2 separate regions of the Homo sapiens genome follow, and region 1 is linked to region 2. Evidence: chromatin loops called from intact Hi-C (ENCODE). Cell type or tissue: CD4-positive, alpha-beta T cell. All regions are shown on one strand. Region 1 overlaps STIM2 (stromal interaction molecule 2). Region 2 overlaps STIM2 (stromal interaction molecule 2).

Evidence for each region. Hi-C counts contacts between places; a loop is a spot of excess contacts. Peaks named below come from ENCODE experiments on the same cell type or tissue, not always from the same donor. Only the 100,000 strongest peaks of a DNase experiment are listed, where the experiment ranks them.
Region 1: it touches region 2 in a loop (2.3-fold over the local background); 35 of 110 quality-filtered maps call a loop at or near these places.

The regions. Positions count from the first base shown.
Region 1 is chr4:26,984,872-26,987,371 of GRCh38, reverse strand. All of the region lies in intron 3 of STIM2 (stromal interaction molecule 2), which reads right to left. Among named protein-coding and RNA genes, the nearest start is that of STIM2, 130 kb to the right of the region's middle. In CD4-positive, alpha-beta T cell, no CTCF peak of the experiment used is centred here; a DNase peak (open chromatin) is centred at 1,351.
Region 2 is chr4:26,866,234-26,868,733 of GRCh38, reverse strand. All of the region lies in intron 1 of STIM2 (stromal interaction molecule 2), which reads right to left. Among named protein-coding and RNA genes, the nearest start is that of STIM2, 6.6 kb to the right of the region's middle. In CD4-positive, alpha-beta T cell, no CTCF peak of the experiment used is centred here; no DNase peak of the experiment used is centred here.

The DNA of each region.
Region 1 (2,500 bases), 120 kb before region 2:
ATGAGGTTCCTGATTCTGCACCCAGTTTCCCTTTCTTCTCCCCATCTGTCTGCTACTTTCGGTCCCACCACCATGTCACTATTTTGGATCAGCACTTAAAAAGGGATGAAAACTGTGCCTAAGAGCAGAAAGCTTTTTGACAGCAGTGGGGTCCTAATCACAGGGAGAATGAAGAGATTGTAAGGGGTGAAAATAGCCACCAATAGAGAAGAAAAGCAACTGGCTGTGGCCACCCAGCTGAAGCAGCCTTCCAAAAAAGACACGAGTCATGCATAGGTACATCCCAGCTGTACAACTAGGTTTAAGTGAATGAAATACTCTAGCTGAAAGCAATCTCTTTCTCCCATGAATTTCTATACTGCTTAACTATTTCTACAAAATGGCACATCATATGGGCTGCCTTACTTTGTAACTGTTTGCTTATATCTTATGTTCCTGCTATACTGCAAGCTGCTATAAGACAAGGACTGTAGAAAACACACCAAGTTGCCATTTAAGTATTAGCTGAATGTATAACTGACTTTTAGTCTTCCTTAAATAAAAGAACTTGTTTTGTTTTGTTTTTAATTATCAATTTGCTATCCCATAATTGTGTGAAAGATAAATAATACTGTCTGCCTGATATCTCACTTTAAAGCAGCACTGGTGAATCCTTGGCTCCAGAACAGAACCAAAGAGGCTTATAAATAACATAGTGGAGGTAGCAATTTAAAGTTGTGTGGTCGACAGTGGTATCGGAAGAGAATTTGTGTGCCTTGCTTTAAGCAAACCTGATATAAACAAATCAGTATAAAAGATAAACTTTAAAAGATTAAAATATATGTATTTACTTGTTCCTTTCATGTGTAAAAGGCAATCTTACAAAACCAATGCACCCAAAGCACTTAGCCATATGCCTGTATTAAGTTACAAGCCTAAAAATACAAAACAGCCTAGTGAAGTACTACCATATAACTTTTCATTTGTTATATTTAATATAAGTATATACTATCCAAAATATCTTAAAGATGATCTGTGAAATCACCTAAATACTGTGGGGGAAAACCTAACTTCTAATAATAAAGCATTTTTGTGTATGTAGAGACATGTTAATAATAGTAGTACCAAACATTTTGTGAGCACTTGGCAATTTCCAGAAACTCTGCTACATGCTTTACATGAATCCTCTCATAAAACTCAAAAACCCTATGAAGTAGGTATCAGATGTAATATTATAATCCTTGGTTTATAGATTAGGAAGCTGAAGCTCAGAGTTTAAGCCACTTGCTCAAATTCACAGACCAAGTAAGTAGTGGAAACAGGATTTAGAACTACGCCCACTGAGTTCAAAGGCCAACTCTTAACCATCTCCTGCGTTCTGAGGAAACCTCAAACCTCAAGATACAGCCGAATTCACCATCAGCTGTGGCAGACCTTGGATATAACAAGCATACACATTACATGTATTCTGCTTTTCATTTTTTAATAGCTTTCATACTACTTTTTTAAAACTGCTATGTCCTAAATTTATGATTTTAAAAACATTAGTAATGTCATTCTTAATGTTAAGAAAGCAACTGGCTTGTTAATAATTTTTTTAATTAAAAGCAACTGGCATAAAAGTTTCTTTGGGAAAATTAATGCATTTTAGGGAAATCAACTTCTGATATCCTGAGACAGGAGAGTAGAGTTAAAAACAGTACAGACTGTTACAAACAGTATGTGTTACAAACATATACTGCCTTCTCTTAAAGCATGAAAACATCTTTATATCTACCAAAAGGTTTGGCAAGGGGGTCAGGAAGAAGAAAGACTAAACATTATTAATAAAAGTAAATATATTTAAAGTTGGCTATATGAAATGTTGATAGAAGCTAAAAACTTATTAGCAGTTTGAAAAATATTTGTGTTATTGGAATGTTTATATAAAATACCATATTCTAAAACAACACAGGTGTACACCAGTATTGACTACTTTTAAATCCAATTTCAATTGAGTGTTACAAGTTACAAAAAATCTCAGTTTCTCTTTACACTGATACACATAATTTATCACAGGAAAACTGAATTAACCTAAGGTTCAGTATTGCAGGGATTTAAAAATAAGAATTTTTAAACTAATATAAAAGAAAGAAAATAATAACTTTTCAAATCTAAAAGTTGAGTAAGTTTCGGGCCTTTCACATTTCATCCTAACTCAGTTGATTTTATAGACTTCCTGGGGTCACTTCTGAACGAGACTTTAGATGCTCAGCTGCTCAGCACAGTCAAGACAGGTTTATGTTTAGAACAGTGCCAGAATGTGAGCTCCTCATTTGCACAGTGGTCAGCAGGGCATGTCTTTGTAACATGGAGTAAATTCCTGCAACATGCTATATTTGGATACCTAAAGCAACACCCTGAACTTGAGTTCGGATATTAGTAATTGTACCAAAGAGAAATATACACTTTTGCTCATGAGCTCCTTCTCTTTAATTATGCAAGAATTACATGTAATTTTTAGAGACACTAGGTAAATGCT
Region 2 (2,500 bases):
GGGGATTAAGATTATCTAGTTATCCAACATCAGATTTTTTAAAAAAGAAAAAAAAGACAGTAATAGAAAACATGGGCCTGTGCAACTTGCAGTGTGCTGAGTAGGAGACAAAAACTTCAAACAAGGGTTTAAAAAGCCTTTTTACTTATTGAGAATATTGTAAGAAACTACAAATCACTTTCACTACCCTAGGGGGTTTTGATGAGGCTGCTTATGATAAGGCTGTTTAGTATTCTGTAATCACATAAATGAGATATTCATTTCAAGCATTTTTTAAATTAAAATCCCAGCACTTAATTAAACAAAACAGTTTTTGAGGTGTTTCAGTTCCATATAATGTCAAGTTTAGGAAGATCAAAAAGAGGTAGAGAAAATGAAAATGACTAGAGAAAAAAGTTACACAGAGGTCAAGATCCATAAGCACACAAAAAAACAAATCCATACGCAAAAAGAAACACTTGGACAGATACAGGTACTTGGGCTCTGAGATGAATGTTAGTCCAAGTAAACTGCGCTTGCCAGGCTCTGTGGCTCCAATCAGCCTGTGTGTACTGGAGGGGAGTTACCACTATCTTATGAAAACACTGAATAGACATTATTAAACATTCTGCAACTGCTCCTAGCCTTAATCCTGAAATTGTTTCACTTTAAAGGATATGGCTGACAAAGCCTAGTAGAAAGGAAATTACTCTCGGGACTGCAGCCATGATGCTTGTGCTATAGCACACCAAGGGCCAAAGGAAATAAAGCCAAAAATCAAATCAATCATTGGCCTGGGGTTCCCTACCCCCAATTTAGAACTTTCCTAGTAATGAAGTTCTCTGAGGAGGAAATGTTCAGCTAGACTAGAGGAAGAGGAGGCTGAGAACAGAGACTTAAGAGGGAACCACCCTTAAAATCAGCAACAATGAAACCAGTCAAGGAAAACAGTTACAGAAGGTAGAATTAGACAGTGTCAAGAAAGACTGAATATCCAATGTATACTAATATAAAGATCTAGATAGCTAAAGAACAGAACAAACCTTTTAGATTTGGCATTAGAAATCATCATCTATAGATTAAGCTTGAAATTCACACAACAATGAAATTTAGGAGTTAATATTGAAACAAGTAATATGCCAGTAGTCTGAAATATTGTTATTCATAGCTAAGGGGTCGGAGAGACTTCGACTCTTGACTTATAACTTTAGTTTAATCTGGAAACACTTATCCTTTTTATACATGGAATTCTAAAAGCTTTATATAAGCATTTTATGGCAAATATATTGTCTTTGGATATCAAAAGTTGTTTGGTTTTATTTGTCAAACAACTGGCAAATACATTTGCAACTGTTTTTCTGTCGACAACTTTGTAAATCATCACATAAGCCCGATTATATTTTTTTAAAAACTAATCTTTATATTAAGAAATAGGCACATTTGAAATAAAGAAGATTCTCTATCACAAATAGTGTGTTTCTTCTTGGATTTTTCAAGGGCTTATACTAATTTAAATCATTCTATAAATTCTGTATGCTTAATGCTAAAGGTAATTTTTATATCTTAAACTTCATATAAATAGCCAGATTCCTAAGCTAAGAATAAAGTCGATTTTATAAAATTTCATCTAAACATTTTCATAGCCACTCCATAATTAGAATTCTCAAGACCTCTCCTTCTAAATAGTTTCCTAACTGATATCCTTATCTCTGTTATCTCCTCATTGCCATCCACCCAGAATTAGCTTTCTCAAACACAAAGGACATGTCACCCCCATCTTCAAAAACCACAATGCCTCTCACCTCCTAATGACAGGATATAGATTTGCAACTTCAAGAGTTTATTAACAAAACACTCTGAAAGTTCAAAATGCCTTTTACCTTAAAAATTAAAATATATGTACATTTTCCCTAACGTGCATATTTAGAAACCTTCAAATAGTTTTATATCTCTCAAATAATCTAATAAAATGGATATGCCAAGAAAAGGTACCATATTTGTCCTGGATGTCTCATTCTTGCCAGTATACAGCCGAGTACCCCAGTTTTAAATGTGCTGACATTTTGATACATACTGAATACACTAGGGGACTGTAAAGCTCTTGATAATTTGGCCCCAATCTTCTTCCTTCTTGCATTCCCCACTACTCTACATATACCTTATACTTAACTCTAAAGAAAAGTATTTATCCCCTATTCTTGCATATGCCTCCTCCCAGAAAGCCTTTTCACTTATCTCCACAAGAAGTCCTACCTATACATCAAGGTCCAGCTCAAATCCTGCCCTCCTCCAGGTAATACTCTCTAACAGCCTCTTCCTTTCTCCTACACTTTGCAGTCCCTTGTGGTGCTAATCACAATCCATCGCATGTTGTTTGTATAAGGATGCATACAACATACCAGCTAAGAATCCAAGCTTTGGAACCAGAGAAACCCTGGTCAACCTCTAACTCTGCTACCTACTAGAAGTGAGCTTGGGCAAGTTACTTAAGATCATCCAGCATGTTTCCTAATCTACTATA